Regions from separate parts of the Homo sapiens genome. Here region 2 is linked to region 1. The links are chromatin loops, found by intact Hi-C in ENCODE. Cell type or tissue: PC-3. All regions are shown on one strand. Links, peaks and the distances in the headings refer to the core of each region. The heading gives the core; the rest is flanking DNA.

Evidence for each region. Hi-C counts contacts between places; a loop is a spot of excess contacts. Peaks named below come from ENCODE experiments on the same cell type or tissue, not always from the same donor. Only the 100,000 strongest peaks of a DNase experiment are listed, where the experiment ranks them.
Region 2: it touches region 1 in a loop (2.5-fold over the local background); 1 of 110 quality-filtered maps calls a loop at or near these places.

Annotation. Positions count from the first base shown.
Region 1 is chrX:85,960,913-85,966,308 of GRCh38, forward strand. CHM (CHM Rab escort protein) reads right to left here. Exons shown (of 15, transcript NM_000390.4): 5 at 2,753-3,140. Among named protein-coding and RNA genes, the nearest start is that of MIR361, 60 kb to the left of the region's middle. RefSeq lists a silencer at 2,959-3,159. In PC-3, for the core only: no CTCF peak of the experiment used is centred there; a DNase peak (open chromatin) is centred at 3,019.
Region 2 is chrX:85,848,227-85,853,622 of GRCh38, forward strand. It overlaps the pseudogene SFR1P2. Among named protein-coding and RNA genes, the nearest start is that of MIR1321, 15 kb to the left of the region's middle. In PC-3, for the core only: a CTCF peak has its summit at 3,391 (motif pointing right); no DNase peak of the experiment used is centred there.

The DNA.
Region 1 (5,396 bases), core at 108-5,107:
TTTGACCTTCTCTATTAGTCTGAGCAGTATGACACTATACGTATTTTATTTAACTAACCTACCTTGAGCTATTACTTTTTAAAAGGCTATATACATGAATGTGTATTGTCAACTGTAAAGCCCCACAGTATTTAATTATATCATGATGTCTTTGAGGTTGAACGCATATAGAAATGTCAACTAGTTTGGAGATACTGAGTTGGACTTTAGAAAAGAGGTAGGTCTTTGGACGAGCACGGTGGCTCACGCCTGTAATCCCAGTACTTTGGAGGGCCAAGGCAGGCAGGTCACGGGGTCAAGAGATCGAGACCATCCTGGCCAACATGGTGAAACCCCATCTCTACTAAAAATACAAAAATTAGCCAGGCATAGTGGCACGCGCCTGTAGTCCTAGCTACTCAGGGGGCTGAGGCAGGAGAATCACTTGAACCCAGGAGACGGAGGTTGCAGTGAGCAGAGATGGCGCCACTGCACTCCAGCCTGGCAACAGAGCAAGACTCTGTCTCAAAAAAAAAAAAAAAAAAAAAAAAGGAGGTAGGGCTTTAGGGCTTTAAGATAGATATTTGGCAATCATCCTAAACTTAGACGTTTATTAACTGCAATTATTAGAACAGATAAAATTTCTAAGGAGTGACCAATTGCCCCAATAACATGGAATACATTGCTTTCCATCTAGCATGCACTGAATATGTATTAAATGACTTAACATTTTAAAAACGGAAAATTAATCTCCTGTATTACTATGGTTATATGTGATTAAGATACTTCTGGTTTTGAAAATGAGTACATTAAATGTTTATTAGTTATTTTGTAGAACGTATGAACCCATGAAACTCTGCAGGACGCAGTCCCAACTGCCTAGTCCACTGCCTCTAGACATGTTTGGTTTTTACTTACCATAAGAGAACTGGTTATTACTAACCATTCAAACCGATGAAAATACCCAGAAGTCTCCTTCAGGGTATCTTCAAATGTGTCAACTTCTAATTCAATTGTCTTTTTCCTCCCACAACCAGCATTCATTTTCTTATACAACTGAATAATTTTCTACACCAATTCCTACAATTGAAACAGCACCGTCTTCTACCATTTCCCTTTGCAAGATATATACTAAATTTCAGCTAACATAAAAGTTACAGACTTTTATGAAATAGCCTTGATTCTTAACCACATTTATATCATCATTTATTTAGGTAAAACATTCCAAATTCCAAGTAATTACTTCAAAATGGAATTGTCACACAAAGCCCATTTGTTATTTGACTTGTTCAGTTTTTATGTTTTGTTTAACCTATTTCATAGAGTACTGCTCATGGGACCAGGAAGGTTATTAGTGAGCTAGGATTAAACTTCCATCCACAGATGAACAGCCAAGGTAATGTGGAAAAAATGCTAGATTTCAAATCATGACAGGGTCAAAGTAGATGGAGGTGGGAGAGATAGTACGGAAGTATGAAGTAGAACCAATGCAATAGCCAACTATGCAAAATCAGACACAGAGTGCTACATGACAGACAGAAAGAAAAATGGGTAGTAAAAAGATATTTATATTTTCAGGCATCAAGTTCAAAGGGAGCAAGAGTATGAGGATATGGGATTTGCAGAAACAACTTGTCAAGGGAAATGTTTTGGTCCCTCTCTGTCCCCTATCACTTGGAACTTGAAGAAAGTACATTAAATTGAAAAGCCTAGTTCTGTGCTAGTTCTGTGGCAAGTCTTGTGCTATTCACTATCCTCTCCTACTTCTTTTCAATTACTTATTGTTAGCTCTCAACTTATAGGATTTAGTCTGTTTTTCTCTACTTTTACCCTGTCCTGTATCATGACCCTTTAAGGCCATAATCCTTTATCTTACTGATTTTCTATTCTTTTGCACTAAAAATAGTCTTGCTTCCTATAAACCAAATGCAATATTGTACGCTTCTAAGATGGAGGGACCTCCTGTGAAGTTACAGTGAACTAACATTCAAGTTAGTTATGTTCAGGAACATAACCGAAGACAATAGCTTTCTTCCCAGCCTTCCTGCCTCCATCACTATTAAATTTTCCTCTGAAGCTTTCAAACCTGAACACATGATTTTTTTGAGACTTTTTTCTTAAATTATACTTTAAGTTCTGGGATACATGTGCAGAAAGTGCAGATTTGTTACATAGGTATACACACGCCATGGTGTTTTGCTGCACCCATCAACCCGTCATCTACATACCCGTCATCTACATACCCATCATCTACATAAGTATTTCTCCTAATGCTATCCCTTCCCTAACCCCCAACCCCGACAGGCCCTGGTGTGTGATGTTCCCCTCGCTGTGTCCATGTGAACACGATTTTTAAAAATTCATTGGTTTATTCTGAGTATTCATCATCATACAGTTGTGAAAATAGTTACTATACATAAAGGCTAAAAGAATCGATGGAAATTGACTGTAAATAACATGGATTTCTAAACAGGTTCATTAGAATTTTTCTTTTGATAGAATTCATAGTGTCCAGAGAATATTAGGTTGTAGTATGTGCTCAAGCACAAAAGTATTCTTCAGGTATAGATTAAAAACATAATTAAAGCATTTTCATGTGAGCACTTTAAATATGTTTTTAATTTGTACTTAAGGAATATTTTAAATGAATTACAAACATCTGGCTACTATCTCTTTACAAAACAAATGTTCTGCATCTCAGAGAATTACAAAAACTGGGTTTATGGGCCCAGATACTGTTTTCAATGCAAAGATGGGTAAAATTAGTACTTACCTTTGATACTAAATCAATATTAAATCTCCTGCCTTCTTTAATAATTTGTGAGTAAGTAATTCTGTTTTTCTTTGGTTGCTCTGTGGTATCTTCTGCTATAGGCACATTTTCACTCATGTCTTCTGCTGAAGTTGATGGCACACAAGTTTTATCATCACAATGGTTTTCTTTTTCCCCTGTCACTTCAGCACCATTTACTTCTAGCGCATTCTCTGGATCGCTGCTTGGAGTTTGTTCTGTGAGCATTTCACAGCTCATAGTGCTTAATGACTCATCCTCCGTAGGCAGGAAGGCAGAATCTGCAGCTTCTGTGGAGTTTGCAGATGTCACAAGAGCATGATTTTTCTGCAGTGCACCAGCTTCTTCGACATCTTCATGCAAATCCTGACTAATAAGAAATATAATAATAAACACCAGGCTTTATATATATATTCCCTTACCCCTTTTATCAAGTTCAGTGTACGTTTTGCTTATGTGACTCAGACATTAAACATTCATCTGTTAATGTTTCAGTAAAATATGAAACAAAATTAAGATTTGAAAGATATAAAGATTTCATGTCACATGCACATTTTTGAGAATTTAAGACAGACAGGGGAACTGTATTGGAAGCAAATTACCACAGTGATGAAGAACACAGTCTTCAGAATAACAGATCTTGGTTCAAACCCTGACCATATGACTAGTAAGCTCTGCGAACTTAGATACTTATGTATCCTCTCTGAGACCACCTAAATTACCCTCAATTTAGGTAATTACCTAAATTACCCTCTCTGAGACCACCTAAATTACCCATCTATGACACAGAGATAATACCACCTACCACAAGGTTGTTTTGAAGATTAAATTAAGTACTGCATGCAAAGAGCCTGACACAGTGCCTGGGACATAGTAAATACTCAACAGTGGTAGTTATCAAAGATGATTATTACTGAGGAATTCCTGACTTGGTGATACGACAGAAGACCTTCAATAAAGGGAAAAATATCTGCCTTGAAAAGATTAAGTTGGCCTATCACAATGTGGTATCTAATAGGACCTTTCTGTATAATTTCCTGCCTATTTTAGTACTGATGTCTATTACTCTAGTCGAAGCCCCATTTCCAAATTTATTATTGGAGCTAACATTCTCAGTCCACCATTGTCTTGATTTATAGAACAGGCTCCCATTCAGTCTGCCTGCTTTATGAATTTCTGTGATATTTTATCCTCCACAGAACCCACTATTTTCACTGAGTTGCCACACTGCTCAATACCTGGCAGAATGCCTTGTATGTGATTGGTCTTGGCAAGTAAAAATCTGCTAGTTGACTAACAGTAGCCCTAACAGTAGCCCTTCCTTATATCAAATACCCCACAAAAAAATCTTCCTTTTCCTGTCTCTAAACCAAACCACCTTCCTTATTTACTAATCTTCTGGTTTCATCTCCACCTACTTTCCAACATGGCATCTCTAACTCCGAATTTATCAATTCTAATTGTCAAATCATGACAGTTTGGTTCATATCATTTGTTTCTTCTGTCCTTTTCTTCCCACTCTGCATAATATCACAATTCTTCCATTCTCAAACATAATCACATACTTTAGCAAACTACTTTAAGAAAAAGTTTAAATTTAACTTCCAATTAGTCTTCCTTACTCCAATTACACTCATCACTCTATTATACCATGCTCCCATAATACACATATGCAGTTTACCTTGCATGTATTTATCCATTCCTTTTTAATAGTCCTTTAGTTTTCCAGTATATCCTTTATCTTCCAAATCAGACTGTAATTCCTTGAGGGAATACCTTAGCACCGCTCCTTCTGTGCCCCTCACGACACCTACCACACTGCTCCATAGATGTGGTATCCAATAAATGCTTAATTAATAATGGTTTATACGTGCAGACTATTTTTGTTTCAAATGCGAAACAAACTTGTTGCAAAAAACACAAAAAATAAGGCCAAGAAAAAAACACGGTATTGTAAATTAGAAAGTCCGAGTTAAGTGAAAAAAAGAAGTGCCTTATTAAAAATAACACAATGAACACTACAAAAAAAAATGAGGGACAATGATAGAATAACACTCAAATGTCAAGAAATAAAATGCCATATTTACTGTTATAGTAATTCTAATAAAATCTAGTGAAGAAACAAATTGATATCATTAATGTTACATGAATATTTTTGAGATCTAGGAAACCAAAGTGAGGAAAACACCCACTTTGTTCTATCCTAGATTTATCACTTAGGAAACACTTGGCAAGTCATTTAATCTCTCTGATTCACCACATATAAAATGGGGATCAGTCCATTTGCCTTACCTTTTATGAAACTGTTGTGAGATAAGGAAGCTAACATATATGAAAAGTAGTTTATAAACTCTAAAAGGTTAATCAAAGATAAGATACTAATCAGGCCGGGCACGGTGGCTTACACCTGTAATCCCAGCACTGTGGTAGGCCGAGGTGGGTGGATCACTTGAGGTCAAGAGTTCAAGACCAGCCTGACCAACATGGTGAAACCTAGTCTCTACTAAAATGCAAAAATTAGCTGGGCGTGGTGATGGGCACCTGTAATCTCAGCTACTTGGGAGGCTGAGGCCAGAGAATCACTTGAACCCAGGAGGCGGAGGTAGCAGTGAGCCAAGATCGTCCC
Region 2 (5,396 bases), core at 286-5,285, 110 kb before region 1:
CATGTATACCTATGTAACAAACCTGCATGTTCTGCACATGTATCCCAGAACTTAAAGTATAATAAAACAAAACACACAAACAAACAAACAAATGATGGCAAGGAGGTGGAGTAAAGGAAACACTCGTATACTGTTGGTGGGAATGTAAATTAGTACAACCACGATGGAGAACAATTTGGAGGTTCCTCAAAACAATAAAAATAGAGCTACCATATGATCCAGCAATCCCATTGCTGGGTATATATCCAAAAACATGGTAATCAGTATATTGAAGAGATATCTGTACTCCCATGTTTATTTTAGCATTATTCACAATAGCCATGATATGGAATCAACCTAAGTGTCCATCAGCAGATAAATGGATAAAGAAAATGTGGTACACAATGGAATATTATTCAGCCATAAAAATAATGAAATCCTGTCATTTGCAGCAACATGGATGGAACTGAAGGTCATTATGTTAACTGAAATTAGCCAGGCACAGAAAGACAAATGTCATATGTTCTCACTTATTTATGAAATCTAAAAATGTAAACAATTGAACTCATGGACATAGAGAGTAGAAAGATGGTTACCAGAGGCTGGGAAGAGTAATGGGGGTGTGGGAAGGAGGTGGGGACAAAAAATAGAATGAATAAGACCTAGTATTTGATAGCACAACAGGGTGACTAGAGTCAATAATAATTTATTTTTATTTTTTAAAAAAATTTGGACATATGAGTTTAATTACCTGCTAGGTCATCAGATGGAAATATGTAGTAGTAAATGGATGGAAAAAAGGTTTATAAACTTAGGAGAGAGGCGGGCATTTTTAGACCACTTGAAATTTAGACATTCACCAGATTGGACAATTTTGGGCATTTAAAATAAATCATTTTGCCACAAAAAACACAAAGCAATGTATTAAAACTGGTTTAGAGAATTGCCCAAATGATTTTTTCAACATGATTTGAATTTTTTTCATATTACATTAAATGTCAAATTTTCTTCGGCAAATCTATCCAAATACTACATTTTCATTCTACAACTTAATTTATATTAATATAGTAGAGTGTCCTAAATTGATGTTCATCAGGATACCTTCCTCTAAGCCCTAATGGTTTCTATCTTCCATTTAAAATGTACAAGTATCTTTTAATTAAGTTGTCATTCTCAAAGATATTCTGGAGAAATGATTAGGAATTAAACACCTATAAATTCTTCTTCACTTCTGTTACAGTGTAGCAATTTATTATCTAATCCATAGTGGTCTATCAATTGAGTAGGTTTACTTTCTTGTTCTCTGCAGACATAGCTGACTACAACTCATAAAGCAACGGCTGGCTACAGCTTCTCTACTTCTTTATTAACAACTGTAACTGAGACGATCAACATTCTTTGATCTATATACATTTGGACAAGATTTCGCCTCCAAAAGAAAGTCTTCTTTCTCCTGAACCTGCTTCACCAATTTTGCTTTTTCTTCGTTTAATTCTTGTTTAGGAAGATTCTAATTCACAAACTCATTTTGGAGAGCACTGAATGACACAGAATCAAGTGACTGAGATTCACTCACATTGATATTCTTGAAGGTATTTTTCAAATATGTGATTTCTTCAAATTCACTTGTCTATGTGTTTAAAATTTTCTTGAAATTCCAAACAGTTTTCCTCTGTGGAATACGCTGGTTTCTCTGAAAAGTTCTGATTGTTTTCTTCATTCTCTACTTTAAGACGTTTTATCACATTGTAACAGGAATTAAATGAAGATCTTGTTTTCCTTAATCTTTCTTTAAGTGTTGCACTCATAGGTTGTTTTCATGAACTAGTTGTACGGGGAGATGATGGATTCACAAAGGCCTGTGGAGTACTAGGCAAAACCACAGCTGAGTCTGACTGACTTTCCATCTTGAAAATGAAATCTTGGTTTACCTCTCTGCTCTCCCCAGCATGAGCAGAAAGCACATGCAGTTGCAGCCATAAATCTATCCTGTGCCCAAGGTGGGGCCATGCGAGAGAGCTATAGTCAATAATAATTTAATTGTACATTTAAAAATAACTCAAGGAGTATAATTGGATTGTTTGTAACACAAAGGATAAATGCCTGAGGAGAAGGATACCCCATTCTCTATTATGCAATTATTATGCATTGCATGCCCGTATCAAAACACCTCATATTCCCCATAAATATATACACCTACTATGTACCTACCAAAATTTTGAAAAAAAGCAATCCCATTTGAAATAGCTACAAAAAGGTACCTGGGAATAAACTTAACTAAGGATTTGAAAGCCCTCTCCAAGGAAAACTAAAAAATTCTAATGACACAAAGTGAAGAGGATGCAAACTAATGAAAAGACATCCCAGGCTCACAGATCAGAAGAATTAACATCATTAAAGTAAGAAGACTGCCCAAAGCAGATTGAGTGCAATACTTATCAAAATGCAAATCTAACTGACGCCTGATGATCAGAGGTGACATTCTTTACAGAAATAGAAATAACAATCCTCAAATCCATATGGAAACACAAAAGACCCTCAATAGGCAAAGCAATCCTGAACAAAAGAACAAAGCTGGAGGCATCATACTACCTAACTTCAAAATATACTGTATCAAGCTATAGAAACCAAAACATCATGTCATTGATATAAAAAGACACATAGACTAATGGAAAAGAACAGGAAACCCAGAAATAAAACCACATATTTACAGCCAACTGATTTTTTGACAAAGGTGACAAGAATATACATAGGGAAAAGGATACCTTCCTCAATAAATGGTGCTGGTGTTTTACTGTCCCTTCTGTATGGAGCTTTGGACCTGAACCTTTTATGACACTTCCTAATCAGTATAAATGTAAATTTGCATAGTACACAAATGCATTCACAGACATACACATATAGACATGCATGAATAATAAGAGAGACCATTGATCAGCATGTTTCATGTTGGCCACTTGTGGACAGTGATTTCATCCAAAAAGAACATACGTTTTAAACATCTGAGTAGTTTAAGTTAGAAAAAAATGATGAAAGGAAAACAAGAAAACAGGATAAGTGTCCTCCAAAGAGCAGTAGCTGATGACCATACGTTGTAAACAGCCTGACTTCGACAGTGAGCGATAGGGGACATGTAATAAAGCCTGGTAGAACCCAAGAAATCCAGTGTGTCCACAGGCAGACAGGTGTATAGTATGGACCGATGTTTCTACAATTTAGGGTGAACCTTTCTGTCCCCAGTTAGTTGTGAAAATAGTTTTTAAAAACAGTTTTAGCCTTTTAAGAGTAATTTTCTAGTCCCTTCTGTGCTTTGAAATGTTAAGGATCAATTTTAGGGGCAAGTTCCCTGTTGGGAGATCCTTGTTTTCAGGATTTGAACATGTGAATGACTTGCACCACATACTGCCGGCAGATGGGGCACTTGCTCATGCGCTTGCTACACTTGGTGCAGGTGATCATGTGCCTGCACTCAAGCAGGTAGAGGAATTTTCAGAGGTTCTAATAAATGACATCTCCCAGAAGTGTGTATTTCGTTTAAACATTTTGTGTGCAAGTGTCAGAAATCCAGTGGTGTTTTCTGAACATCAAAGCAGGAGATTTGATTATAAGGATACAGGAGTGTATCACAAACCCTCAGGGCAGGAATGATACTGGACCTCCAGTATCATTAGAATTAGAAAGCTCTCAGAAACCAATTCTAGGTTCACCTGGCAGTTCTGTGTCTCTCATCTCTGTTTTTTCTTTCTTTACAAACAGATTTTCTCTGCTCTACTGTCCACCTAGTGGAAAATATGGCTGCCTATAGCTAAAGAGGTTTCATGGTACGTATCAGCCACCCAGCAAATTTAAAACTCATTATGGATCTCAATTTCAAAGTGGGTCAGGGGCCTGTCCCCACCCTAGGACGAGTCTACTGTGGCCAGAGGAGCAGGGTTATGCAGGTGATGCATGGCAATGAGTCAGGCATTGTCATGTGCTGAGGACACAAGGATGAATGACAGGGTCCCTGCACTCAAGTTGTTCACTGTCTAGAAGACAGAAACAAAATCAGAAAACTTAGAATCCAACGAAGTAAGTACTTTATGAACAGTACTGTGGGTTCCACAGAGGGAAAAGTAATTTTGCCAAAGTATTAGCAGTCGAAGTAACACTACATCTGGATTTTAAAGACAGAATATAAATTTGTTGTAAGAAAAGGGGTGTGGTAGTAGCAGAGAGAGGTTAGAGGTTAGGGCAGGGGTCCCCAACCACTGGGTCACAGACCTGTACCAGTCTGCGGCCTGTTAGAAACTGGGCAGCACAACAGGAGGTGAGTGGCAGGCAAGCAAGCATTAGTGCCTGAGCTCTGCCACCTGTCAGATCAGCAGCTGCATTAGATTCTTATAGGAGCACAAACCCTATTGTGAATTGGCATGCGTGGGATCTAGGTTGTGCGCTCCTTATGAGAATCTGATTCCTAACGATCAGAGGTGAAACAGTTTCATCCTGAAACCATCCCTGTACTGCTTCCCGTCTGTGGAAAAATTCTCTTCCACAAAACTGGTCCTTGGTGCCAAAATGGTTGAGGACCGCTGAGTTAGGGCATTTTAGAAAAATAAATGATATGTGCAATGGGCCAGAGTCTGAGGATAGTGGGAAGTTCATTGTGATTGAAGAATAGAGTGAGAGGTGAGAAGGGAGGTAGAATGACAGGAGATGAAGCAAGAGAGGAATATTTTGTATTTTGGGGAGGTGAACTCACATGTATACTGAAGAGGTCAGATTGTATTTTATAGGCAGCAGTTTTAAAGGACTGACATGATCAGGGCTCTTATGTGTTTTTAATTTTTAGGTGAAACTCTGCCACTGGTAGGACAGGCAGATGTAGTTCATTATGATGAGAAAGAACAGAATCTTACTATTTACTAGTTCATAAACATGTTTTGATGTGTACCAATTCAGAGGAGCAATCCAAGCCTTTCCAACTATGACCTTGGATGTCATTCTATCTCTCGGCACTTCAGTTTCCTCATCAATGTCCTCATCTATAAAATGGAGGATAATTACTTACAAGTTATTATGAGATTAACAGAAGAGAGCCTAGTACATAGTAGGCACTACAAGTGTTACCTGTAATTTTTTTCCTATCCTCTGAGCTATGCTCAGGGTCCCAAGCTCTATCTTGTCACAGCCACATATGGTGCAGGCTGGGGATACCTACTTAACGGCTTCATTCTTACATATCTGTGGTGTGTTCCTATGCTAAATGACCTCCTTCTCATAATGCGTAAGCAGAAGAAGGAACCAATGAGGTGATTTCTACCTCAATAGGTATTGGAGTAGACAGAAGAGCCTGGTGTCAGGATGACTCATTAGAATAGTCTGAAAGAGAATGATAACAGTGGGTCGTGGGAATAAAGAGGAGGTGGCTGTGATCA